Linked DNA regions of Homo sapiens: all the other regions are linked to region 3. Evidence: read pairs that join two places in POLR2A ChIA-PET (ENCODE). Cell type or tissue: OCI-LY7. All regions are shown on one strand. Each heading gives the region's core, and the rest is flanking DNA. Links, peaks and the distances in the headings are about the cores only. Region 1 holds the start of KLHDC7B (kelch domain containing 7B). Region 2 holds the start of MIR12114 (microRNA 12114). Region 3 holds the start of LOC105373096 (a long non-coding RNA gene).

Evidence for each region. ChIA-PET counts read pairs that join two places held together with the same protein. Peaks named below come from ENCODE experiments on the same cell type or tissue, not always from the same donor. Only the 100,000 strongest peaks of a DNase experiment are listed, where the experiment ranks them.
Region 1: POLR2A ChIA-PET joins it to region 3 with 11 read pairs; 2 of 35 experiments call an interaction of 5 or more read pairs at or near these places.
Region 2: POLR2A ChIA-PET joins it to region 3 with 12 read pairs; 5 of 35 experiments call an interaction of 5 or more read pairs at or near these places.

The regions. Positions count from the first base shown.
Region 1 is chr22:50,541,101-50,549,307 of GRCh38, forward strand. It overlaps KLHDC7B (kelch domain containing 7B), which reads left to right and starts at 4,799. Exons shown (of 1, transcript NM_138433.5): 1 at 4,799-8,207. The coding sequence starts at 5,144. KLHDC7B-DT (KLHDC7B divergent transcript) reads right to left here and starts at 7,847. Exons shown (of 4, transcript NR_199716.1): 1 at 7,796-7,847; 2 at 5,274-5,368; 3 at 3,687-4,295; 4 at 1,203-1,799. LOC102724608 (a long non-coding RNA gene) reads left to right here. Exons shown (of 2, transcript XR_430484.4): 1 at 1-356; 2 at 1,467-1,913. RefSeq lists enhancers at 42-121, 182-291, 580-874, 1,563-1,732 and silencers at 3,120-3,414, 7,325-7,754, 7,835-7,994. In OCI-LY7, for the core only: CTCF peaks have their summits at 3,290, 3,491, 4,593 and 7,577; DNase peaks (open chromatin) are centred at 3,291, 4,061 and 7,561; H3K4me3 peaks cover 319 bases; H3K27ac peaks cover 73 bases.
Region 2 is chr22:50,400,031-50,409,734 of GRCh38, forward strand. It overlaps PPP6R2 (protein phosphatase 6 regulatory subunit 2), which reads left to right. Exons shown (of 24, transcript NM_001242898.2): 4 at 6,659-6,845. MIR12114 (microRNA 12114) reads left to right here and starts at 7,412; the gene lies at 7,412-7,494. RefSeq lists enhancers at 1-302, 6,160-7,359. In OCI-LY7, for the core only: no CTCF peak of the experiment used is centred there; no DNase peak of the experiment used is centred there.
Region 3 is chr22:50,315,180-50,324,001 of GRCh38, forward strand. DENND6B (DENN domain containing 6B) reads right to left here. Exons shown (of 20, transcript NM_001001794.4): 2 at 3,786-3,824; 3 at 3,668-3,710; 4 at 2,729-2,841; 5 at 2,114-2,194; 6 at 1,191-1,296; 7 at 995-1,074; 8 at 846-908; 9 at 535-590. It overlaps LOC105373096 (a long non-coding RNA gene), which reads left to right and starts at 2,140. Exons shown (of 6, transcript XR_007068159.1): 1 at 2,140-2,947; 2 at 3,771-3,942; 3 at 4,033-4,204; 4 at 4,635-4,774; 5 at 5,280-5,404; 6 at 6,080-6,883. RefSeq lists enhancers at 1-203, 2,206-2,706, 2,707-3,207, 5,781-6,281. In OCI-LY7, for the core only: CTCF peaks have their summits at 3,337 and 3,541; DNase peaks (open chromatin) are centred at 222, 702, 2,942, 3,862 and 1 weaker place; H3K4me3 peaks cover 3,610 bases; H3K27ac peaks cover 4,183 bases.

The DNA of each region.
Region 1 (8,207 bases), core at 208-8,207, 230 kb after region 3:
GTTTCAACACTTTCCAGCAGCCACTCTCACATCAAATGATTGCCATCAGGATTAAACAACTTACAGAATTCAACACCCCACCACCCAGGTCTATGATGGTGATCACCTGTACACGACTCTGCACTCCAGTGACTACGTCACTCAGTGGTAACAGAGAGCAAAGCTCTACCATCTGGTCATCCTCTCAGCTTGCCCAGTGGGGATTTGTTGAAGTAAATTTTTTTTTTTTTTTGTGACGGAGTCTCGCTCTGTCACCCAGGCTGGAGTGCAGTAGTGCGATCTCAGCTCACTGCAACCTCTGCCTCCTGGGTTCAGCAATTCTCCTGCCTCAGCTTCCCGAGTAGCTGGGATTACAGGTGAGTACCACCATGCCCAGCTAATTTTTTTGTATTTTTAGTGGAGACGGGGTTTCACCATGTTGGCCAGGCTGGTCTCCAACTCCTGATCTCAGGTGATCCACCTGCCTTGGCCTCCCAAAGTGCTGGGATTACAGGTGTGAGCCACTGCACCCGGGCTGTTTAAGTAAACTAAAATGGAGACCGGGCCTGAAGAATCCCTAAGCAGACAAAACAAGTTAGGTCTCGTAAGTGACTTCAGCCTTGCTTAAATTGAAAACATAAGTGAAACTTAACTTGAGCCATTATTTTGTTTGTTTGTTTTTCAGTAGAGACAAGGTCTTGCTATGTTGCCCAGGCTGGTCTCAAAGACTAGTCATCTGCCCTGCCTCGGCCTCACACCCAAAGTGCTGGGATTACAGGCATGAGTCATTTCTTTTTTTTCTTTTTTGAGACAGAGTCTTCTCTGTTGCCCAGGCTGGAGTGCAATGGCGCAATCTTGGCTCACTGCAACTTCTGCCTACCGGGTTCAAGCAATTCTCCCACCTCACCCTCCCGAGTAGCTGGGATTACAGGCACTTGCCATCATGCCCAGCTAATTTTTGTATTTTTGTAAAGATGGGGTTTCACTATGTTGACCAGGCTGGTCTTGAACTCCTGACCTCAGGTGATCTGCCCACCTCAGCCTCCCACCCAAAGTGCTGGGATTATAGGCGTGAGCCACCATGCCTGGCTGAGTTGTTTCTGATAAATGCTTCCATTAGACAGAGATAAATTTTAATCTACCCAATCATAAGTAACCAACTATCATGATTATATAACTACTGACTTTCCAACAGGATAAGCCAAAGAAAGCAACTCTATAACTGTAACCAATCAAATAATTTCTTTATTGTGCTTCTACATTTTCCCAATAAAAACTTGCACTTGATGTTTTGTCTCTGGAATACTAACGCTCTTTCAGTCAGGTGTTCCCCAATTCATAAATTGCTTTTCACTCAAATAAACCCTTTAAAATTTTGTTGTGAGTCAGATGTTTCTTTAACGCATGGTTGCAAAACGTGCTGTTAGTAAGGAACATGACTGAGATCTACATTCAGGTCCTAGTGCAGTTTCTTTTGCTGTCACCAGGGCCATCTTGCTGGCTTGCCACAGGTTATGTGATAATGACTGGGCATCATTCATGGGAAACTGCACTGCGTAAGCAGGCCTGGCTAGGCCCACAGTAGGCCCCGGGCACATTTTCAGCTGCGAAGCGGAGGACTAGCAACCGGTGAGGTAGAAGGAGAACCAAGAGATGGTGGGAGAATGGGAACTGAGCTGAGAGAGCTTCCGGAAGGTTGCGGTGGCCTAGGGCGATCCACGTCATTGAGAAACGGCGTTAGGCTGATTTCACGGGGCAGATGACATGGAAGTGCTGCTGAGGAAGACGCTGAGCTCCGAGGTGAAAAGGGATGAGGACGCCTAAGAAGACACGAGCGCAATACCTAATACAATTTCCTGAAATTGTTTCATGTCACACGTTAAAATAATATGAAACACGTTAAATAATAAAATGGTATGAAGGTTTTGTCTGAACTACAGTGATTTGTCTTCAGATTTTGAAATATAACAGACTTTATTTTATTTATTTTATTTTTTGAGACAGAGTCTCGCTCTGTCGCCCAGGCTGGAGTGCAGTGGCGCGATCTCGGCTCACTGAAACCTCCGCCTCCCGCGTTCACGCCATTCTCCTGCCTCAGCCTCCCGAGTAGCTGGGACTACAGGTGCCCGCCACCGCGCCCGGCTAATTTTTTTGTATTCTTAGTAGAGATGGGGTTTCACCGTGTTAGCCAGGATGGTCTCGATCTCCTGACCTCGTGATCCGCCCGTCTCGGCCTCCCACAGTGCTGGGATTACAGGCTTGAGCCACCGCGCCCGGCCCTGAAATTGTTTAATGTCACACGTTAAAATAATATGAAACACGTTAAAATAATAAAATGATATGAACGTTTTATTTTATCTGCACTACAGTGATTTGTCTTCAGATTTTGAAATATAAAAGAGTTTATTTATTTTATTTTTTAAGACAGAGTCTCGCTCTGTCGCCCAGGCTGGAGTGTGGCGGTGCGATCTCGGCTCACTGAAACCTCCGCCTCCCGGGTTCAAGCGATTCTCCTGCCTCAGCCTTCTGAGTGGCTAGTATTACAGGTGTCCGGCACCATGCCCCACTAATTTTTTTTTTTTTTTAAAGTAGAGCAGGGGTTTCACCATGTTGGCCAGGCTGGTCTTGAACGCCTGACCTCAGGTGATCTGCCTGCCTCGGCCTCCCAAAGTGCTGAGATTACAGGTGTGAGCCACCACGCCCGGCCAAAAGCCTTTATTTTTTGCCTTTTCTGCTTTTAACCATCCTCCTTTTTGGGGGGTTGGGGGGACCTAGTTATTAACAGAAAAAAACCCTTTGCTGGTGTCTTTTTTTCTTTTTTTTGAGATGGAGTCTGGCTCTGTCACCCAGGCTGGAGTGCAGTGGCGCGATCTCGGCTCACTGCAACTCCCCGGGTTCAAGCGATTCTCCTGCCTCAGCCTCTGGAGTAGCTGGGATTACAGGCGCCCGCCACCACGCCCGGCTAATTTTTCTATTTTCGGTAAAGACAGGGTTTCTCCCTGTCGGCCAGGCTGGTCTCGAACTGCTGACCTCAGGCGATCCAACACCTCGGCCTCCCACCTCGAGGCGATCCGACACCTCGGCCCAGGTCGCACTTTTTTGCCCGTTTTGATCCCATCCTCCAACTGCGGCCACAGCCGGAAATGTAGAGAAATTCGCGCTCCTGGGGCCGGCGGGGCTGGCGCTGGCTCACCCGCTCCCCGGGCCCTCCCAGTCGCCAGGTTTGCGCTCGGAGCCCAGGGGCTGCGGGTTCACAGTTCGCCCGCGAGTCGCTGTCAACCCTCCAGGCGCGGCCCGGGGGCGCTCGCGCGCGCTGCCAACGGAGCCATCCCTGACGCGTTCTCAGTCTACGGCAGAAAACGCCAGTCGGCGCCGGACCGTGACTCCAGGGTTTCGCGGAAATAAATTTTAATCCAGTTTTGAAGCCACCACTTGGAGTTCCAGGGCAGTTGCACCCCGGGGGTGCGCTGCCGCCACCGCTTCCCGCCCCCTACTCAGTCTCTAATATTTATGGGTGTCATCTCCATCCTCTGAAGGTTTCTGGACCCCAAACTTAACCAAGAGGCAGAGCCTGAGACTGGGACAGAGAATAAGGGCACGGTCTAGAAAGCCTTCCCTCAACTTGAGGTCCACCTTAAGGCATGGGGCCCACCCTCACCCTCTCCCTGTCATCTAATAGTCCCAGGGGGAGCTGGGAGGTGAGTTACCTGAGGCTCAGTAGGGTTCAGGCTGGGTGCCAGGGACACTCCTAGGCCATCTCCTTGCTGCTTGAGTAAGGGAGAAATCCCCAGGCCTGCTGTGTCCCAGAGGAAGGAAAAATACACACGGTACTTTCCAGGGAGCCCTGCCTTTGTCCCAGGGACTCCAGGCTCTTTTTCTTGTCTGAGCCTCACCTGGCACCTGGCCCGAGACACTCCTGAGATGGGATTAAGCAAGGAGCAGGTGGAGGAGCCCAGGCTTCTCCCTCAGGAAGCAAGTGCTCACATCCAACAGAAGTACCTACATGCCGGCCTGAGCCAGGGCTAGGAGGTACCAGCCAGGATGTGGTCTCGAGGGCGAGTCCTCAGCTCAGATAAGGGAAGGCTGAGGACTGAGATGAAGACACCCAGAGTCTGGCTATTAGAGCACCTGGGGCCAGAGGGGGGTGGTTTCTAAGGGATCCAGGTGCTGGCTGATGCGGTAACTGGAGTAGGGGGCAGGCTGGGCTCAGGGTTCTCCAGGGGCACAGTGAGAGTCTCATCTGGGCAGTCAAGACACTCTCGATGGGCGCAGGGGGTCCAGGAGATCCTAGAAGGTCTAGGTGGGCTGAAATAAGCCTGGCCATAAAGAGAGAAATATGTTTGGATTTTATTTATCCCATTAATTTTTTTTTTCTCTTGACTTGATAACCCTATCCCATGTCTGGTAAACCCAGAGTAAGGAGTCCAAAAGCTGCTGGAGGAGGAGCTATGGGAGCCTCAGTCTCCTCTCTATGCCCCCTCCCTGTGCCCCAGTACAAACCTCCACAGCACCCCTGCAATGATAATGCTCACTGCCAGGACCCGTGTCCAGGGTCTCCCTCTTCAGCCTGAGAGACCACCGTCAGGCACAGCCTGCACCCTCCCGTGCACGGCCCCCACCCCTCCCCTGCTGGCCCACAGTGGAATCAGCCTCTCCGGTTTCTGGTGATTTCATCAGGGCCACATCACATTGCTAGAGCTAGAGATAACATCTCCCTGTGGGTAACCCTTCCCTGCCAAGCCCCCTGAAGCTGGGCCCAGGCTGAGAGGAGGGACTGTGGGGTGTGGAATAAATTTAGGGGTGTGAGGGTCTACCAGGCAGAAGCAGGTTGGCTGTGATGACAGCACAGAGCTCAGGAACGCTGCCTGAGGACCCTGGGGCCTACGAGGAGGAGAAGAGGGCAGGAGCTGGTGGGGTGCTTGCAGAGACCCTGGGCTCCTATCCTGCCATAAGCCTCGCTGTCTCCTGATATCTGCAGCCAGGCCCTACTGACACCCCCAGGCCTGAGTGCAAGCAGAGACCCCACCATTCCCAGGCCCTGGAGGACTGGTCCACCTTAACTGGGCAGCCCTTGGGGCAGGCGCTGGCCGGTGCCTCAGCCCAGGCCTCTGTGCTCTGCATGCACTGCCAGCCTGCCATCAGGCCTCTATTGCAGCCCTGAACCATGATCCAGGGCACCTTGGAGCCAGATGGTCCCCTCTGGGGCTGGGACTGGGACAGTGACAATGACTGGGATAGTGCTGTGCTGGCCCTCCTGGCGCTGGCTGTGGTGGCTGCCACAGCGCTGGCCTTACACTGGTTTGGCTCCGGGCACGATCAAGAGGCGGCAGAACCGGTGTCCACAGCCCTCGGGGCTCAACCTCATCAGGCAGGAGGAGCTGAGCTGGCCCTGCAACCGAAGTCTAAGGTCAGTGATGGCAGCGAGGGGCAGAGCCCAGGGCAGGGGAAACCAGAGCCCCCAGGACGCGGCCAGCAGAGCCCTGTCCCTGCTGCAGCGCCGGGCGGGGGCCTGGCCGCCATGGCCCGGCTTCCACTCAAGACGGCTGTCGAGGAGGCCCGCAGAGAGGCATTAGGACAGCAACGGGGCAGTGCCACCCCCGCGGCCCCCCGAGCGGAAGGAAAGGAGCCTCCCAGGCCAGGCACTGCCCTCCTGGGCAGGAGCGAAGCAGGGGGGATGTCCGCCCCCCTCCTGATCCACTTCACTCCTCGGAGCCCTGGCAGCGAAGCGGAGGCGGAGACAGGTGGTGTCAGGGCGTCCTCTCGCCAGGCCGCAGGCCCCGCGGGGCAACAGGACACTGGCCCCTGGCAGGCGGGCGCGGGGCCCTCGGGCTCGATGGGGAGAGGCCGGGGCCGGCGGCGGCGGATGGACGCTGGCTCGGGAGACAGAGCCCGCCGCCCCCGGAAACTGGACCCGCTCCGCCTGGGCGCCGCGGGGAGCGTGTGGGACGCGGTGGACGGGGCCGCCGCCCTGGACGCCCACGCGCGCGGCCTCCCCACAGGACCCCCACTCGCCCAGGAGCCCGCACTCCCGGCGCTGCCCGCTCCCCGCGCCCTGCAGCCTGGGTCTCAGACGGAAGGCTCTGGGGCCAAGGGTGGCTGGAGCAGGGAGGCCTCGGGGGTCCCTGCCCCCGGAGGAGGCTGGCCCTGGGTCAGCAGGGAGGTCCCGGGCACCCGGAGCTTTGGCCCAGCCCCAGACTCCACGCGCCCCTGGCTAGAGAGTCCGCCTCAAGGTCGCCCACTCTCGTCCCAAGGGCCGGGTGCCACAGGGGCCTACGATGCCGGCGAGGCCGGGGCTGACAGCTCCCGAGATAACAGTCCTGCCGCTGACCTGGGGCCCACCCGGCCCCCGGAGCAAGCAAAGCCGGCTGCAGCCGGCCACAGCCGCGCGCCCTCCCGGAGCCGTGAGCCTCGCCCGCGCTCCGCCTCCCCGCCCGCAGCTCCCGGCCCGGGGTTCCCACCTGAAGCCCTGACTCTCCCCTCTCCTTCAGACTTTTTGCCCCTGGAGGTTACCCAGGATCCTTCCGTGGGCGAAAATCTCAGAGCGGCGCCAGCCCCAAGTTCAGCCTCAGCCCAAGTCTTAACTTCAGCTCCAGCCTCAGTCCTAGCCCCAGCCCTGGCTTCATCCCCCAGCTCAGCACCAACCTCAGCCACCACCTCAACCTCATCCCCCACCTCAGCCCCAGCCCCAGCTCCAACCTCAGCTCCAACTTCAACCCCAGCCCCAGCCCCAAGTCCAGCTGCAGCCGCAACTCCAGCCCCAGCCCCAGTCCCAGTCCCAACCCTCACACCCCCATCCCCAGCCCTAACCCCAGTCCCAACCCCAGCCCTAAGCCCAGCTCCAACTCCAGCCCTAACCCCAGCCGCATCCCCAGCCCTAACCCCAGTCCCAACCCCAGCCCTAAGCCCAGCTCCAACTCCAGCCCCAACCCCAGCCGCATCCCCTGCCCCAGCCCCCACCTCAGCCCCAACCCCAACCCCAGCCGCATCCCCTGCCCCAGCTGACGGGTCAAAGCCTCAGGAGAGTGTGGCTCTCCCCAGGCGCTACCAGGAGGGGCAGGTCTCAGCCAGCTGGGGAAACCTTATTGCCATGGTTCTTAGAAGCCACCCCTTCCCCAGGCAAGACAGGCCCCAAGGGAGTGTCCCGAGGGCGGTTCCCGGGAGCCCCGTGGGTCCCAGCACTTCCACACACTCTGAGGACAGACACGGCCCCTCTTCTTCAGTGGGGACAGTCATAGGGACAGGTACAGGGGGCCTGGTTGAGGCTGGAGGTCAGCCACAGCCAAGAAGCTCCGAGACCAACGGATCGCCCAGCCCAGACCCTCCCCCAGGCCTAAGAGGAGAGGGAACCAGGGAGAAAAGTCTAGACCCGCTGCCCCAAGCCGCGATGCCCAGGGGCCCCGCACAGCCCCCCGCGCAGAGGCCGCCTGGCCCCGCGGCCTCCTCCTCTGCGAGGCGCTCACAGCCGGTACCCCAGCTACGGAAACGCAGCAGGTGCGAAATCGCCCCGAGCTCGGAGCAGGAGGTCAGGCCGGCCGCCTCGGGGGACCCTCAAGGGGAGGCGCCGGGGGAGGGGGGCAGCCCTGCCGGCCGCAGCGGGGCGCTCACGGAAAAGCAGGAGGAGGCCCGGAAGCTCATGGTGTTTCTGCAGAGGCCCGGGGGTTGGGGGGTGGTGGAGGGGCCCCGGAAGCCCAGCTCCCGGGCCCTGGAGCCCGCCACGGCGGCAGCCCTGCGGCGGCGGCTGGACCTGGGCAGTTGCCTGGACGTGCTGGCCTTTGCCCAGCAGCACGGAGAGCCCGGCCTGGCGCAGGAGACCTACGCGCTGATGAGCGACAACCTGCTGCGAGTGCTGGGAGACCCGTGCCTCTACCGCCGGCTGAGCGCGGCCGACCGCGAGCGCATCCTCAGCCTGCGGACCGGCCGGGGCCGGGCGGTGCTGGGCGTCCTCGTACTGCCCAGCCTCTACCAGGGGGGCCGCTCAGGGCTCCCCAGGGGCCCTCGTGGCGAGGAGCCTCCTGCGGCGGCCCCTGTGTCCCTGCCTCTACCTGCGCACCTGCATGTGTTCAACCCCCGGGAGAACACCTGGCGGCCCCTGACCCAGGTGCCCGAGGAGGCCCCGCTTCGGGGCTGCGGTCTCTGCACCATGCACAACTACCTGTTTCTGGCGGGGGGCATCCGTGGCTCCGGTGCCAAGGCCGTCTGCTCCAACGAGGTCTTCTGCTACAACCCTC
Region 2 (9,704 bases), core at 752-8,751, 86 kb after region 3:
GTCATTTATAACTCTGAGCTGTGGGCTTCCTCATTCCTGATTGCAGAATTAGAACTGCTCACCCAGTGGGAAGCAGCAGTGGGTCACAGCGGGCCCCCAGGAAGCACCCCCTGCCGCAGAGAGACTTGCTGCACTCAGGGCAGAACTGAAAGAAAGACAGCGTCTCCACCAAGGGAAACACTGGGAGGAAGGGAACTTTGCCATAACAGTTCCTGGGCCACTGACCATCCACTCCACATCCATTGTCCATCTCCTGTCATGGCTTCTTCCTCTTCTTCGGTTGACTTCCTGTGGTAAATTACACTCTGTTAAAACAGCTTCCTGAGATGGAGTTCGTGGGTGGTGATGTTTAGGGCATCGGGCCTGCGTGTTTGAGACCCTCTGATTAGAAGTTCAGACTGGGCATTACCCCCTGGGCTTTGGGAGCCTCCGTGTTGTCCTCTAGTCTCACAAGTCTGATGTAGCAAGCTCCTGGCTCACGTGTGTCACCTGTTTTCTCTCCTCTCTGAGGGCATTTAGGTTCTTTTCTAAGCCCTATTGTTTCTCAATTTCCCAGTAATGTGGAATTATTCCATGGGTCAGGACAGGGGATCCCCAAAGAGCATCATTGAGCCAAGAGAGTTTCATAGTCAGAGCTTGGGCGAATTTAGTAATAGGTAAGTACAAAATCAAGCAAACAGAAAAATATTGACTCTAAGGGAAAAGTTGTATAAGTAAGCAAAGATATCCCGAGTAGACAAATGAGGTCAACAGTGGATATCCATTTCTTTCATTTGTTGTTCTGGGCTCCCTGAACCCTTTTAGTCTGTACATTTGTGACATTAGCTGAGGGAAATTTCTCATATTGTTTCTTTGATATTTTCCCTCTTTTCTCTTTCTGGGACTTCTAATGAGGTGTTAGATTACTCAAATTAATGCTTTCCTTATTTTTGCTTTTAATGTTTTGTACTTTGCCTTTTTGGCCTACATCTGAGAGACTTCTTCATCTTTTAAGTTCTCATCCTTTTATTGACTTTTCAAAGTTCTACCATTATTTTTTGTTTGTTTTTTAGATGTGAGGTCTTGCTATGTTGCCCAGTCTGGACTCAAACTCCTGGGCTCAAGTGATCCTCCCATCTCAGCCTCCCAAGCAGTTGGAACCACAGGTGCCACCATGCTTAACATCTGTCATATTTTAAAATTTTATTTTTTTTTTGAGATGGAGTCTGGCTCTGTCGCCCAGGCTGGAGTGAAGTGGCACGATCTCGGCTCACTGCAACCTTCACCTCCGGGTTCACGCCATTCTCCTGCCTCAGCCTCCCGTGTAGCTGGAACTACAGACGCCCACCACCACGCCCGGCTAATTTTTTATATTTTTTAGTAGAGACGGGATTTCACCGTGTTAGCCAGGATGGTCTCGATCTCCTGACCTCGTGATCCGCCCGCCTCGGCCTCCCAAAGTGCTGGATTACAGGCGTGAGCCACCGCGCCAGGCCAATTTTTTTTTTTTTTTTCTGAGACAGAGTCTGTCTCGCTCTGTCGCCCAGGCTGGAGTACAGTGATGCGATCTTGGCTCACTGCAAGCTCTGCCTCCTGGGTTCACACCATTCTCCCGCCTCAGCCTCCCTTTTTCTTTTTTCTTTTTTTTTTTGAGACGGAGTCTCACTCTGTCGCCCAGGCTGGAATGCAGTGGCACAATCTCGGCTCACTGTAAGCTTCGCCTCCTGGGTTCACGCCATTCTCCTGCCTCAGCCTCTTGAGTACAGGCGCCTGCCACCACGCCCGGCTAATTTTTTTGTATTTTTTAGTAGAGACAGGGTTTCACCGTGTTAGCCAGGATGGTCTTGATCTCCTGACCTAGTGATCCGCCCGCCTTGTTCTCCCAGAGTGCTGGGGTTACAGGCGTGAGCCACCACGCCTGGCCCATATTTTTAATTTCTAAGAGCAGTTTCTTATTCTCATATATTTTAATAAAAGCTTCAAGTTCTCATTCATGGATACACAGTCTTAATGTGTCATCTCTGAGAACATTGTAGTTTAAAAGAGTTTCCTTCTGTTCTCTACACTTGCTCTCCTCCGTGTGCCTTGTTTTCTGCTTGGTCAGCACCACGCTTCTTTCATAAGTGGGGCCCTAGATCCTGCACAGAGTTTGGGATCTGCATGGGGCTTACTCACCACAGCTTAGAGGCCACTAGTTGACTTTTCTCTTTGTCCCATTATTTTTCCCAGAAAAGAATCCTTCTAGCTCTCCCCTGTGGGGAATGGACCTGTCAGTATCAGGAGCTGAGTTGGGAAGAGGGCTGGGGGCACCCCAGTTTCTTTTTTTTTTTTTTTTTTACCAAGTTCCCTATTTCTGGATGGTGTCTGGTCACCCTGTGGCTGTGCCTGGTGTCCCTGGCCCCAGGAGCCATAAGGAAGGGACATGTCCCACTGCCCTGGCCTGTAAGTTCTCAGCCCACCCTGCCCTTACTGGCCGCCAAATCAGTGTCCAGGCCTCTCTGGAGTTCTGTGGCCTGAATTCTCATCTCTAGTTGATGCCCCTTCTGTGGGCTCCTGAAACTCAGCCTTCCCTGTGCCAAGTCAGTCTTCACGTGGCCGGCTGCTTCAGTCCTCCAGGCTGGTTCGTCGTTTCTGCCTCTCCATTCTTGTCTTTTTAATTCTTTGTGTTATTTGAGATGGAGTTTGAGAGGGAATATGAACAAGCCTGTGTGCTCCATCTGCTGTGTTTGACTGGAATTTCTATACCTTGTATACATTTTTAAAACTACTAGAGCAGCACCTGTCATTTGAAGAATAACTGTAAAATGTTGATAAAGGAAAAAAGAAAATCTTAGTCCCTCCATCTAGAGAATCAGTGTCTTCTAGCTTGGTTTGTGCCATGTGTGCACACGTTTGTCCGTGTGTAGACAAGATGAGTTTGGAGCTGGGTGTGGTGGCTCACGCCTGTAATCCCAGCACTTTGGGAGGCCAAGGCAGGCAGATCACTTGAAGTCAGGAGTTCGAGACCAGCCTGGCCATCATGGTAAAACCCCGTCTCTACCAAAAATACAAAAGTTAGCCGAGCATGGTGGTGCATGCCTGTAATCCCAGCTACACAGGAGGCTGAGACAGGACGTGAACCCGGGAGGCGGAGGTTGCAGTGAGCTGAGATAGCACCACTGCACTCCAGCCTGGGCAACAGAGCAAGACTCTGTCTCAAGAAAAAAAAAAATCAGTTTGTTCCCTGTGGTATTGAGACACTTCTTCAAGGAATGATTTGGATGTTTCTCTGCTTCCTTACGTTTGATCTTCCTCCTCACCCCATGGGATGTGACTTCCTCCCCCTGCCCAGCTCACCGGTCTTAGTGTTAGAGATCTGGTAGACCTGGGGCCTCACTGTGGCCTTTGAGGCTGCCAACCTGGCCCTCCTCTCCTGCTCTCTGGTCCTCCTGCCCTGAGGGACCATGTGTTGTCCACTTGCTGGCCAGCCCCTCTGACATCCCACAGGGTGGGTACTGCCTGCCCCAATTAACAGACAAGGACACTAAAGGCCAGAAAGTTCGGCTAGTGAGGTCGGCTAGTGAGGGGATGAGCTTGGGCCTGCCCCAGCCCCCTGCGCCAGCTCTCAGGCCCCCTCTCTGCCCACACATCCAGCTTGCAGTGCCCCTGTGCCCTGACCCTACTCCATCGGGCCCCAGCCAGGTCCTCTCTCCCAAACCCAAGCCTGCTGGGCCACTCTTTGACCCTCTACACTCCACCTGCCCTTCACAGGCGCTGTTCCTCAGAGCTCTAAAAGTGGCACTTTCTTGTCTGGGCTGATGAGGCACACCCACCCCCCAGCCAGCCGAGATCATTGCGTTTCTTCCCCTTCCACACTTGGTCGGCTGCCAGGCCTGGCCAGCTGTTTCCTATAGAGTCTCTCAAACCCTGGCCCCTCCAGCCGGTCGCGTGGACCACCTTGGCTTAGGTCCAGTGCTAGGGCTGCCTCTCTACCTGGCGGTGGCCACATGTTGGCAAGAGAAGGAAGGTCATAGCAGCTGACCTTGAGCACACATTTGCTGTGTGACAGGCATGGGCAGGCACTGTCACCTGCACATTCTATTTTTTTTTTTTTTTTTTTCTGGAAACAAGAGTCTCGCTCTGTCACCCAGACTGGAGTGCAGTGGCTTGATCTCATCTCACTGCAACCTCTGCCTCCCAGGTTCAAGTGATTCTCCTGCCTCAGCCTCCCCAGTAGCTGGCATTACAGGCGCCCACCACCACACCTGGCTAATTTTTGTATTTTTAGTAGAGATGGGGTTTCACCATGTTGGCCAGAATGGTGTCAATCTCCTGACCTCAGGTGATCCACCTGCCTCGGCCTCTCAAAGTGCTGGGATTACAGGTGTGAGCCACTGCACCCGGCATATATTCTTTTTTTAAGTCAGAGTCTTACTCTGCCACCCAGGCTGGAGTGCAGTGGTGTGATCTTGGCTCACGGCAACCTCTGCCTCCCGGGCTCAAGCCATCCTGCGCCTCCCGGGCTCAAGCCATCCTGCCACCTCAGCCTCCCATGTAGCTGAGACCACAGGCATGTGCCACCTCGCCTGGCTAATTTTTCTTTCTTTCTTGTTTTTTTTTTTTTTTTTTGGAGAGACGGAGTTTCACCATGTTGCCCAGGCTAGTCTCCCACTCCTGAGCTCAAGAGTGATCCACCTGCCCACCCTCCCAAAGTGCTGGGGTTATAGGTGTAAGCCACCGTGCCCGTCCTTACCTGCACGTTCAGATGAGAAAACCCAGACACAGAGAGGACAGGTCACTTGCTGGTGTCAGGACAGGCCTGTTCTGAGACAGCCATTCCTACAGGACGCTCCCACTGGGTGGGCCCTGGGCTCCTCCCCAGCATTCCCAGAGGCAGGGTCATGCACCAGGCCTTGCTATGGGGGCTGCTGTTGAGGGCTGCGTCCTGGGCTGTGGGGTGTACCTCTCCTGGGGCGATGGCTGTCACCCACCTCTGTCTACCAGTTACAAAAGAGGGAGCAAAGTACCTTATTCACAGGTGTTGGTATTTCTTAGTCATAACGTTCTTGCGTAGTGCCTCATCCCTCACATGGTTCCTGAGCGGCTGATGGGTGTTTCTCCCGTCTAGGGATGGAGTGGTCTGTGTTTGTTGATGGAAGGGGCATGGCTTAGAAGGAAAGGAGAGGCTCAGTGGAGGGGAAGATGGAAATGGCCACAGATGTGGCCTCGCGGAAACAGTGTGGTTAGACTGGAGGTGAGAGGCCTGGAGGGAGGCAAGAGGCCTGGCAGGCGAGTGCGAAGGCCTGGAGGGAGGTGAGAGGCCTGGAGAGAGGTGAGAGGCCTGGCAGGCGAGTGTGAAGGCCTGGAGAGAGGTGAGAGGCCTGGAGAGAGGCGAGAGGCCTGGCAGACGAGTGTGAAGGCCTGGAGAGAGGTGAGAGGCCTGGCAGGCAAGTGTGAAGGCCTGGAGAGAGGTGAGAGGCCTGGAGAGAGGCGAGAGGCCTGGCAGACGAGTGTGAAGGCCTGGAGAGAGGTGAGAGGCCTGGAGAGAGGTAAGAGGCCTGGAGAGAGGTGAGAGGCCTGGCAGGCGAGTGTGAAGGCCTGGAGAGAGGTGAGAGGCCTGGAGAGAAGTGAGAGGCCTGGCAGGCGAGTGTGAAGGCCTGGAGAGAGGTGAGAGGCCTGGAGAGAAGTGAGAGGCCTGGCAGGCGAGTGTGAAGGCCTGGAGAGAGGTGAGAGGCCTGGAGAGAGGTAAGAGGCCTGGCAGGTGAGTGTGAAGGCCTGGAGAGAGGTGAGAGGCCTGGAGAGAGGTGAGAGGCCTGGAGAGAGGCGAGAGGCCTGGCAGGTGAGTGTGAAGGCCTGGAGGGAGGTGAGAGGCCTGGAGAGAGGTGAGAGGCCTGGAGAGAGGTGAGAGGCCTGGCAGGCGAGTGTGAAGGCCTGGAGAGAGGTGAGAGGCCTGGAGAGAGGTGAGAGGCCTGGAGAGAGGCGAGAGGCCTGGAGAGAAGTGAGAGACCTGCAGAGAGGTGAGAGGCCTGGAGAGAGGTGAGAGACCTGGCAGGCGAGTGTGAAGGCCTGGAGAGAGGTGAGAGGCCTGGCAGGCGAGTGTGAAGGCCTGGAGGGAGGTGAGAGACCTGGCAGGCGAGTGTGAAGGCCTGGAGAGAGGCGAGAGGCCTGGAGAGAGGCGAGAGGCCTGGAGAGAGGTGAGAGGCCTGGAGAGAGGTGAGAGACCTGGAGAGAGGCGAGAGGCCTGGAGAGAGGTGAGAGACCTGGCAGGCGAGTGTGAAGGCCTAGAGGGAGGTGAGAGGCCTGGAGAGAGGTGAGAGGCCTGGAGAGAGGTGAGAGGCCTGGCAGGCGAGTGTGAAGGCCTAGAGGGAGGTGAGAGACCTGGCAGGCGAGTGTGAAGGCCTGGAGAGAGGAAAAGCCGGAAGACTGAGAAAGGTTATTTAAAGAATGGGAGTAGGGTCAGAAAATGTCAGATATCAGCGTATAGGGCATGAGGAGCATAGAAGGTATGTTAAAAAACTGAACTTCTAGTAGTCAGAAATACCAGCTGGTCACAGGTAGTCACGTTTTTGTTCTGTTCTGAGGTCTGTAGTGTTTGTTTGATCACGTGGGTCTGCTTCCTAAGAAGCAGACTATGTAAGCAGCTTCCTAAGAGTTGGAGAAGTCTAATTTCACCTCCAGTGCTTGGACTGTGCCCTTTTAGATATCCAAACACAGCCTGTGAGCTTCTGACTTGTGATGTGCCGCAGATCAGCGACCGCCTCGGTGGGGACGAGAGCCTGCTGAGCCTCCTGTACGACTTCTTGGACCATGAGCCGCCTCTCAATCCTCTGCTCGCCAGTTTTTTCAGCAAGACCATTGGCAATCTCATTGCAAGAAAAACCGAACAGGTAAATCACGTGCAAAGCCTCCGTGACTTGGGGCACCGTCATGGTGGATGCTGACGTGTCCTGCTGTGAGCCTGGCGGTGCGACTCATCCTCCGGCCGCGGGAACAGCATCTGTGACTCTTCTGCGCAACACGTGGAGCAGTGTGTGGGTTTTGCCAGTCTGGGAGCTGGAATTTGAAAGAGTGTTTCTGGCTGGGTGCGGTGGCTCAAGCCTGTAATCCCAGCACTTTGGGAGGCCGAGCTGGGCAGATCACTTGAGGTCAGGAGTTCAAGACCAGCCTGGCCAACATGACAAAACCCTGTCTCTACTAAAAGTACAAAAATTAGCTGAGCGTGGTGGTGCGCACCTGTCATCCCAGCTACTTGGGAGGCTGAGGCAGGAGAATCGCTTGAACCTGGGAGGCAGAGGTTGCAGTGAGCTGAGATCGTACCACTGCACTCCAGCCTGGGCAACAGAGTGAGACTGTCTCAAAAAAAAGAAGGAGTGTTTCTTATAGCTGGCTCTGGAATAAGCAGCACTTCCCACCATCCCTGGGAGCTGCACAGTGCCCCAAAGTAGGCCATCTTGTGCTGTCACTGACCAGGTGGAGGTGTGAGGTCCTGGGGCATCATGGCAGGACCTTGGACATCCACTTTCTCAGGTCTGCAGCTTCATCTGTCTGGGTGGCGTGTCTGTCTGTCCAGAGCATTTATTCTTTCAAAACAAAGGTCACTTCTAGCATTAGACTTCTGCAAAAGCAGTTAGTGAATTCATCTCAGCCAGCTGTAACGGGGTCTTCCTGGAGTCCATCCTTGCTCCTGCCTTACATGTGACCTGACCTGGGCTTCTGCCCCTCCAGGCTGTGGACACACAGGTAGAGAGGCGTGGTGGTCCCTGTGCCTGCACCCTGCAGTCCGCCTTGGCCAGTCTTCTTTCCTGTGTCATGCCCCACCCGCCCATCCCTGATGGGAGTATTTTAAAACAAATCCCAGACACCAGATTATTTCTCATGTAAATATTTCAGTATGTATGTACATTTATTTATTTTTGAGACAGGGTCTCACTACGCCCAGGCTAGAGTCCACTGGCTCCAACACAGCCCACTGCAGTCTCAACCTCCTCAAGCTCAGGTGATCCTCCCACCTCGGCCTCCTGAGTAGCTGGGACTACAGGCACATAACACCACACCTGGCTAGTTTTTAAAATATTTTTTGTAGAGATGGGGTTTCCCCATGTTACCCAGGCTGGTTTCGAACTCTTGGGCTCAAGTGATCTGCCTGCCCAGGCCTCCCAAAGTCCTGGGACTACAGGTGTGAGCCACGATGCCCAGCTATGTATCTCTAAAATAAAGACTTTTTTCTTTTAAATATAATCAGAATTTCATGATCACACTCCAAAAATATTAACCGTAATTGTTTCATACCATCAAACATTCAGTCAGGGCACAAACCAGTATCTTACATCTGCTTTGAGCTCTGAGAAAGCGCAGCTCCACGAAGGCCGCGGTTCCCCTTGACGACATTCAGCATGCATGTGAGTGTTCAGTGGAATGCCGTCTTCCCTTGCGCTGTAAATCTGAGAGTTGCAAGGGCCGCCAGGGGACTGCCTCACCTCAGCTCCTTCTGAAGCTGAGTGTGAGTGAAGGTCGCCAGCAGCAGTGGGTCGTGCTGGGTGTGAGGCTGCTGGCAGAATGGGAGTGGGAGTGGAGGCAGCGGGGAGCTGTGGTGTGGGCCGGGGGATTGTCGTGGCTGTGAGGTGGTAGTAGATGTTGTAAAAACCTTTACTACCTGGCCCTTGCAGCCCAGTGACTAGATGCATGTATCTCATAATTTGCCATAACCTGATCTTATTCCCCTGCCACTTTCGGATATTTTCTTTATAATTTTACTGCTTCATATAATATTTTTCTTCCATTCTCTCACCCAGTACTTAAGGCATTAAAGTAATATGAACTGAACTGTTAAACATTTCTTCTGTTGGCTGGGTGCGGTGGCTCACGCCTGTAATCCCAGCACTTTGGGAGGCCGAGGCGAGTGGATCACCTGAGGTCAGGAGTTCGAGACCAGCCTGACCAACGTGGAGAAACCCCGTCTCTACTAAAAATACAAAATTAGCCGGGCGTGGTAGCACATGCCTGTAATCCCAGCTACTCAGGAGGCTGAGGCAGGAGAATCACTTGAACCCAGGAGGCAGAGGTTGCAGTGAGCTGAGATTGCGCCATTGCACTCCAGCCTGGGCAACAAGAGCGAAACTTTCCATCACCCAGCAGCTGGCTTGTTCTCACGGCCAGCTGTGAGGCAGGGATGCCTTGAGCCTTCCTCCTGTGTTTCCTGAAACTGTGGGAGTAGCCTAAAGGTGGGGCTTCAGTGAAATGACCGTCCGCATTTTCCCCGCCCTTCATTATGAATTCTTTCAAACGTCTACAAATGAGAGAAAATATTTCATGAACCCCCATGTCTCTGTCACTCAGATTCCACATCATCTGTTCATGGCTAATCACATTTCTTCTATATCTCTTTATTTGTTTTTCTTCAAGATTATTTTTATGATTCTTTGCCTTTTGATCATGATGATGATGATGATGATTTTTTTGAGGCAGAGTCTTGCTCTGTCGCCAGGCTGAAGTGCAGTGGCGCAATCTCAGCTCACCACAACCTCCGCCTCCCGGGTTCCAGCGATTCTTCTGCTTCAGCCTCCCCAGTAGCCGGGTCTGCAGGCGTGCACCCCCACGCCCAACTAATTTTTGTATTTTTAGTAGAGACAGGGTTTCACCATGTTGGCCAGGATGGTCTCAATCTCTTGACCTCGTGATCCGCCCACCTTGGCCTCCCAAAGTGTTGGGATTACAGGCGTAAGCCACCGCGCCCGGCCGACGATGAT
Region 3 (8,822 bases), core at 1-8,000:
GAAGTGGCCCCAAAGCCGGGGCAGGGTCTGCTGACCTGGGCTGGGGGGTACCCGCCCAGACCCCTCCCGTCACCCTGTGCCCATCCCAAGTGCAGCCCTGGCTCCTGCCGGGCCCAGCACAGAGCAGGATGGTCTCAAAGCCCAGGCTCCCTTGCAGACTTGTCCAGAGGCAGAGAAGGCGGCCTCAGGCAGTGAATCTCTCCTGACAGCCTCTCCTTGACACCTGTCTTTCAGAACCTCCTGCCCACTGTGCCTATTTCCACTGGCTGCAGACATGTGGGCACCTGCTTCCTCTTCTAGACAATTCTCCCTCCTTCCTTCCAGAACTGTCCCAAGGGGTACTCAGGATGAGCGCTGCCTCCCTTGGGCAGTCCCCACATGGCGCTGGCCATACACACACACACGTGCACACGTGCACTCACGCAGACACACACGCACACACATACTCACACACAGATGCACACATGCACGTACATGCACGTGCACACACAGTGAGCTCCTCAAAAGCAGTGTGCAGAACCCTAGGGGGCTCACCTGAACAGGTCCAGCTCGTGGACGCTAGCAAGAACCACTGGGGCTGGCAGCAGGTTCTGAGAGGAGGAGAGTGAAGGTCAGGGCCAAGGGGAGGCTGGCACCCCTTGGGCCCCAAGCAGCCCCTGCCTCACAGCACAGGGGAAGGTGGAGAGCACCCAGCCCTACACCAACACACAGCCTGTGGCTTTGCCTGGGTTTGACAACCCCGCAGGGTGAACCAAGGAAGCAGGTGTGGGACCACCCGGCCCAGGAGCAGGACTCAATCGGGTGAAGCCCAGCTGTTTCAGCTCCACCTCCGCCTCAGCTCCCACCTCTTGGTCAAACTGCTTCGGAGGACTGGACTCGGACTTGTCCACCCTGGATGGGATGCGCACCTGGGAGAAGGAGGGAGCAGCTGCCAGAGGGAGTAGGGCATCCCCACACACCTGCAGAGCCTACTCCCCAGCCAGCTGGCTCTCACCTGGACAACAACGCCCATGACAGGTAGGTTCAGGGTCTGCCCAGGTGCAGGCGCCGGCCACTGGTCGATCTCACTGCACACTGCGGATGCAGTAGCCCGCATCAGGACCCTCCCCAAGGAGAAGCTGCTGCCGAGCCCACCAGGGGCCACAGCTGGGATGATGAGACCACGATGGCCACGACTGATGGCCACTCACCTGCTTCCAGGCAGGGCGCCAGCTTGTCAAAGTACTCGGGGGCGATGAGGCTTAGCAGCGCTTGGAACAGCCGGACAAAGGGCAAGCGGGACACCAGCACCAAAGACTGCAGGGCCACGGGGCCAGTTAGAGGCCCAGTGCCAGGCCTCACCCTCGCCACTCAGGAGCCCACGGGGACCACCGAAGCCACGCTCACCTGGAGCTGGCCCAGGGTAGCACGTCCCACCAACTTCACAGGACAGCTGCCCCAGGAACGCCTGACTTGGACCCCAGAATTATTAGACAGGAGAAAACCCAACACTGAACTCCCTGGGTGGCGGCCGGTGGGGCTGGACCCTAGGGCCTTCGGAGGGAAACGCACGGTGGCCAGAATTTCTAGAACGACCTCCCCAGGGGCTGAGCAGCTTTTACTCTCTGCCTATGGCTTCCAGGCTGGGTTGCCCTGACACTGACAGTGTGATGACCCTCCAGCCATCAGTGAGGGGCAGCAGTGTCCTGGACCAGGACAGAAGGGCCTTGGGTCCCATGCCAGGCAAGGACAGGGCGGGGGGGGGGCGAGGACAGGGCGGGGGGGCGGCGAGGACAGGGTGGGGGGGCGGCGAGGACAGGGCGGGGGGCCCCGAGGACAGGGTGGGGGGGGGCGGCGAGGACGGGGGGGGGGCGGCGAGGACAGGGCGGGGGGCCGCGAGGACAGGGTGGGGGGGGGCGGCGAGGACAGGGTGGGGGGGTGGCGAGGACAGGGTGGGGGGCGGCGAGGACAGGGTGGGGGGGCGGCAAGGAGAGCTGGACACAGCCCAGGTGGGGCTGCAGGAGGGGTGGGCACTGCTGGAGGCTCAGGCCCCTTGCCCGCCCACAGCCCCTCCTGCTGCCTGCCAGCTCCTGCCGCTCTTGAGGTGCCAGCCCAGAGTGGCCAAGCAGCGCACCTTCTGGAAGTAGCCCCTCTTCACAGAGCTGTCCTTCACCTGCCTGAAGTACACGTAGCCGAAGTAGTGTGCCGGCTCCCTCTGCAAGGAGCATGGTGTTAGCCAGCCACGCCCCACCCGGACCACCTGGCCAGCCCCAGGGCTGGGAGTGGCAAGGAGCATGCAGGGACTGCTGCAGATGGAAGGCTGGAGAACCAGGAGGCTCCTGGAGCTGCTGTCCGTGCACTCTGGCCACCAAGGTGGAGGCCAGGAGGTCCTGGGCTCAGAAGGTGGGCAACACCCCTGCTGATACAGCAGGGAGTCCGCTGGTGTAGTGGAGAGGGGCTCGGGGGGCTGGGGGCCCTGGGAGGGCCCCTGTTCAACTATGCAGGTGCCCAGCCACAGATGTGTGGTGCCAAGGAAAAGTCCCAGGGACCCTGGGGAGACCCTGGAAGAGCTGGCCCATCCTCAGTTGGGGCTGGTGCCTGGGACTGCAGGGCCAGTGGGGCCTGGCCAGCTCCTCTCCTGCCACACAGGGCCCAGGCACTCTGAAGGGGCTTCTCCTACCAGCCTGACCCTGGCAGGACCCTTGGGGAGCAGGGGAGAAGCAGGCCAGAGACGCAGCCCAGTGCTCACCTGCAGTGCCACAGGGGCCCTGCTGTTGTAGTGCCTGTCGTCGGCATGCCAGGGGCTCCTCTGCCCTCCACACTGGCGCATGCGGAAGCTGAACTGAGTGTCTCCAAGGCAGCCTAAGAAGGGGCAGCCCCACCACACGGGTCAAGGCCGGGAGCCTCTTCTGCAGGCCCTGGAGCTGGTGACCGGGGAGCAAGGGCCCTGCGAGCCTGGCCTCTGCTGGTAAATATACCCCAGAAACCAGCCTGGCTAACACAGTGAAACCCCGTTTCTACTAAAAATACAAAAATTAGCCAGGCATGGTGGCACACACCTGCAATCCCAACTACTCAGGAGGCTGAGGCAGGAGAATCACTTGAACTTAGGGGGCGGAGGTTGCAGTGAGCTGAGATGGTGCCATTGCACTCCAGCCTGGGTGACGGAGTGAGACTCCGTTTAAATAAAAAAAGCCCCAGAAAGAATGCCCAGCCCAAGGGGTCTGTGTTTCCCAATGGGCTCCTATTCTGACTTCTGTACACCCTGCACCTACAAGTCTTAGAATATATTCGCATAGAAAAGCACCTTCAACTTCTCTGGGAGATTGGCTTGACCTGCTTGAGATAGAAAACCAGGCACCAGAAAATGGCCACCCAGATGTCTATACCCTGGGGCAGGAGCGGGAGGGAGGCCCAGCCCCTGGCGGCCACTGTGTGGGGTGTAGGAGACTGACTGTTGGTCCCTCTGCAAAGAGACACCCTTTCTACGTGAATCTGGGGACCGGCCTGACCTGCTGCAACGCGGGGCTCTGGGTGCCTCCACGGAGTGGGCATGGGGCTGGTGCTGCTCACCCCTGTGGCACTCTGGGCACCGGGGCAGCCGAGGCAGCCATGATGCCCCTGGCCCAGGCTACAGGGATGCCCAGCTGGCTTCATGTCCAGCCCCAGGAAAGGTGGGGTTGCCTACCTGAGTGCGAGTCGGGAAAAGACAGGTAGCAGATGCTGCTTTTCTGAAACATATAAAACCCCGGTGAGGGCCGACCCACTCCTGGGTCCTGTCCATTCCCAAGAGGGCCGGGACTCACCTCCTTGTCTGTGAGCCGGAAGTCGTTCGGATACACCAGCTGCAGAGGAAGACAGAGTGCTTGGTGACACCATCTGTCCGAGGAGGCGACACCCCTCGACAGCATCTGCTGGACTGTGACCGTCCCAGCAGCTGCAGCATCTGTCTGTGGGGCGCAGGTCAGTGCCCAAGGTGCTGGCTCGCCCCCTGCTCCCTGTTCCAACAGCACGCTGCATCCTCCCCACACCATATTCTCTGTGTTCCAACAGCATGCTGCATCCTCCCCACACCACCTTCTCTGGCTGTGATGTCTGGCTCCTTGCTGACCCGCTCCTATCTCTGACCTCCAGGCACCAGGCCCCGGGCAACTCCCCTGCCGGCCAGAGGCTTCTCTACTCCCACCTCCCCAGGCCCCTCTCAGTAAGAGGCCAGCACAATTGGGTGAGCTTCCTGACCCCTTTCTCACACCCCTGGTCCTCACAGCCACCCAACCACCTCTTGCCCAGACTGCAGTTGGGCCCCCCTGCCCCTACCCACCCGGACATCTGTTCACAGCATCAGAAGGGTAGTGCTTCAGGGACCCAGAGGCCCCCTCACCCGGGATGGTCACGGGGCTCCACCTGGCCGGCCCTCCATCTCCCTCACCACCCGCCAAGCCAGAGGGCCCCTCACCTGGGATGGTCACGGGGCCCCGCCTGGCTGGTCCTCCAGCTCCCTCACCACCCGCCAAGCCAGAGGGCCCCGGTCGTGCTGCTCCCCCAGCCTTTGCTCAGATGCAGGCCCAGAAGCACCCCTGCCCCATGATGGCAGCTTGCTGTCAGGCCCTCTCCCCGTCCTGCTCAGCAGTCTTCACCCACCCTCCCCCTGCCAGGGCCTGTGCCCCACCTGTAGCGCCCAGCCGGACAAGGCCTGCACCCCCAGGAGTGGACAGTGGAGGAGAGCATGATGCTAAGCAGGCGCTGAATGACTTGGAAGACAGGTGTGCGCTGACAGAGGCGGCAGGTGGGGCAGGTGAGCCTGGGAGCCCAGCCCAGTAGGTCCACGCACACATGGACCACTTTCCCTCTAGGGAGCTCCCAGAGCCCCCATTCCCAGTGGGCCCTGCAATGTCTCCTGGGCTGCCTGAAGCCTGCCAGGAGGGCCTCTGCACACTGTCCCCTCCTCATCCCATCTGCCCAGCTTCTCCACTGAGTTGGGTTTAGGCTATAACAAGGCTTCTTCCAAGGTGTGCCCTGAGCCCCCAGACAGTGAGGAGCCGGGCCCTGGATGAAAGCATCTGCCATTTTGTTTCTGAGAGACAGGGTCTCGTTCCCTCACCCAGGCTGGAGCGCAATGGCACAATCACAGCTCACTGCAGCCTCGAACTTCTAGGCTCAAGCGATCCTCCCGCCTGAGCCTCCTGAAGTGCTGGGAGTGCAGGCGTGAGCCACGCCCAGCTTGCTCTGTGAAAATAGCCCTGCTCTTCTGTTTGCTCTGGGCTTGCTACCATGGTCCTGCTTTGCCTCTTCCAATGCAGAGTAAGTCTCTCTAAGGACCCTGTCCTGGTTACTTCTGCCTCCCAGCACCTGGCACAGAACAGACCCTCCCCAAATACAGTGTTCGTGGAATGTGTGAAGAGGTCTCTGAGGTTTACTAGAACAGGTGGGTGGAGGGGAGCTAAACAGGCACCAAGGAGTGGTCAGGAGGAGGACGAGGGTGGAAGCTGGGAGTAGGCTGGACCCACAGGGGTGCCTCAGGATAGCTCCATGAGGGGCTGGAGATATAGGGCCACTCAGCCTGAGCCTTCATGTGTCTGCACTGAGGAGAACTGAGAAAAGGCGGGTACCTTCTGCCTGGGGTCAGGACTCTGCACCTGGTCTGCCAGTCACAGGAGCCTGTGGCCTCTGAGCTCCGTGCCCATGCCCAGGGGGCCCTCAGCATGTCTGACCAGGGAAAGCCACATTCTCAGGCTCATCCTTTTTGAGAGTGTCCCTGGGGCCCAGGTACAGCCTGAAGTTGAGTACAAAGCCAGGGGTCAGGCCACCCAGGGTTGGCCACGCCAAGGTTAAGGGGACAAATGGAGCTGATCTTCAGGGCAAGGAGGCCTCCCAGGTCAGGCTGTGCCCTGCTCGGGGTTCCATGAGGGTCTTGCCTGAGCCCTGCACAGGTCCCTGCTCCTGGTCACCAGTCACCCGGAGGAAGACTGGGGGTGGGAGCTTGGTTTGGAGAAGGCACATGCAGGGAGCGGTTCCCAAGGTATGGCCGGGCCACCCTGGGATCCCGGGGGTCACAGCCCTTCTCCTGTGTGAGAGCCTCCTCTCTCATCTTCACCCTCAGGTACAGCATGGCTCCCAGAAGCCGCGGTGTGTCCTGTCCTAGAGGGCTGAATGCAGTGCTGATGAGAATCCAGCTGTTTTCCATTTGGTCGGACTTTTTATTTTTTATTTATTTATTTTTTGAGACGGGGTCTTGCTCTGTCACCAGGCTGGAGTGCACTGACGTGATCTCAGCTCACTGCAAACGCCATCTCCTGGGTTCAAGCGATTCTCCTGCCTCAGCCTCCTGAGTAGCTGGGACTAAGGGTGCACGCCACCACGCCCGGCTAACATTTTTCTATTTTTTAGTAGAGACAGGGCTTCACCATATTGGCCAGGCTGGTCTCGAACTTCTAACCTCGTGATCCACCCGCCTTGGCCTCCCAAAGTGCTAGGATTACAGGTGTGAGCCACGGCGCCCAGCCCTTCTAACTCTCAAAAATGTTTTTTAAGACAAGGTCTCACTGTCACCCAGGCTGGAGTGCAGTGGTGCGAACACAGCTCATTGCAGCCTCGACCTCCTGGGCTCAAGCAAACCTTCCACCTCAGCCTCCTGAGTAGCTGGGACTACAGGCGTGCGCCCCCACACATGGCCAATTTTTACACTGTTGTGCTACAGGCGTGCGCCCCCACACATGGCTGATTTTTACACTGCTGTGTAGAGATTGGGTCTTGCTATGCTGCCCAAGCTGGTCTCAAACTCCTGGACTCAGCCTTCCAAGCAGCTAGAACTACAAGCCTGTGCTACCACGCCCAGCTAATTTCCTTGGTTTTAACTCCTGGTAAACATTGATAGATATAACCAATATTAAAAAAAAAAAACTCTTTGGGGTCCTCAATAATTTTTTTTTTTTTTGAGATGGAGTCTAACTCTGTTGCCCAGGCTGGAGTACAGTGGCGCGATCTCAGCTCACTGCAAGCTCCGCCTCCCGGGTTCACGACATTCTCCTGCCTCAGCCTCCTGAGTAGCTGGGACTACAGGCGCCCGCCACCATGCCCAGCTAATTTTTTGTATTTTTAGTAGAGATGGGGTTTCACCGTGTTAGCCAGGATGGTCTTGATCTCCTGACCTTGTGATCCACCTGCCTCGGCCTGCCAAAGTGCTGGGATTACAGGCGTGAGCCACCGTGCCCGGCCAATAATTTTTAAAACTACAAAAGTGTCCTAAGACTGCAGAGTATGGGCACTGCTGCCTGGGAGGGCATGGCTGCCAGAGTGAAAGTGGTATTCTAACTGACCAGAGTTCACTCCAGAGACCTCTGAGGGAGCTGGGATGTTGAGAGGTAAATTTTCCATTAGAAAAAAAATTTTTGTCTTTTTTTGTTTGTTCTGAGACAGAGTCTCACTCTGTCACCCAGCCTGGAGTGCAGTGGCGTGATCTCCGCTCACTGCAACCTTTGCCTCCCAGGTTCAAGCGATTCTCTTGCCTCAGCCTCCAGATAGCTGGGATTACAGGCGTGCCACAATGCCTGGCTAATTTTTTGTATTTTTAGTAGAGATGGGGTTTCACCATGTTGGCTAGGCTGGTGGTCTCAAACTCCTGACCTCAGGTGATCTGCCTGCCTTGGCTTCCCAAAATGTTGGGATACAGGCATGAGCCACCGTGCCCAGCCTTATTTTTTTTTTTTTCTTGAGACAGAGTCTTGCCCTGTTGCTCAGGCTGGAGTGCAGTGGCACAATCTTGGCTCACTGCCAACTCCGCCTCCTGGGTTCACACCATTCTCCTGACTCAGCCTCCCAAGTAGCTGGGACTACAGGTGCCCACCGCCATGCCCGGCTAATGCTTTTTTTTTTTTTTTTTTTTTTTTTTTTAGTAGAGACGGGGTTTCACTGTGTTAGCCAGAATGGTCTTGATCTCCTGACCTCGTGATCAGCCCGCCTCAGCCTCCTAAAGTGCTGGGATTACAGGTGTGAGCCACCACGCCCGGCTTGTTTTTTGTTTTTTAACAGACAGGGTCAACCTCCAACTCCTGGACTCAAGCAGTTCTCCCACCTCAGCCTCCCAAGTAGCTGAGACTACAGGTTTGTGCCACCATGCCTGGCTCTTTTTTTTTTTTTTTTTCCTTTTTGAGAGCTGCACTCCAGCTCTGTCACCCAGGCTGGAGTGCAGTGGCACGATCTCAGCTCACTGCAACCTCCACCTCCCGGGTTCAAGCAATTCTCCTAACTCAGCCTCCAGAGTAGCTGGGATTACAGGCATACAATGCCCAGCTAATTTTTTGTATTTTTAGTAGAGACAGGGTTTCACCATGTTGCCCAGGCTGGTCTCAAACTTCTGAGCTCATGCAATCCGCCTGCCTCAGCCTCCCAAAGTGCTAAGATTATAGGCATGAAACACTGTGCCCGGCCTCATTTTGTATTTTTTGTAGAGATGTGGGTTTTGCTATATTGACCAAGCTGGTCTAGAACTCCTGGGCTCAAGTGCTCCTCCCACTGTGGGCTTCCAAAGTGCTAGGATTACAGGCATCAGCCAGCACGCCTAGCCTTTTTTTTTTTTTTTTTTTTTTAATTTTGTTTTGAGACAGGTTCTTGCTGTAACCTAGGCTGGAGTGCAGTGGTGATCATGGCTCACTACAGCCTCGAATTCCTGGGCTCAAGCAATCCTCCAGCCTCAGCCTCCTGAGTAGCTATAACTACAGGTGCATGCCACCACACCTGGCTAATTTATTTTTAATTTTGGTAGAGACAGGGTCTCACTATGTTTCCTAGGCTAGTCTGGAACACCTGGCCTCAAGTGATCCTCCTGCCTCGGCCTCCTAAAGGGC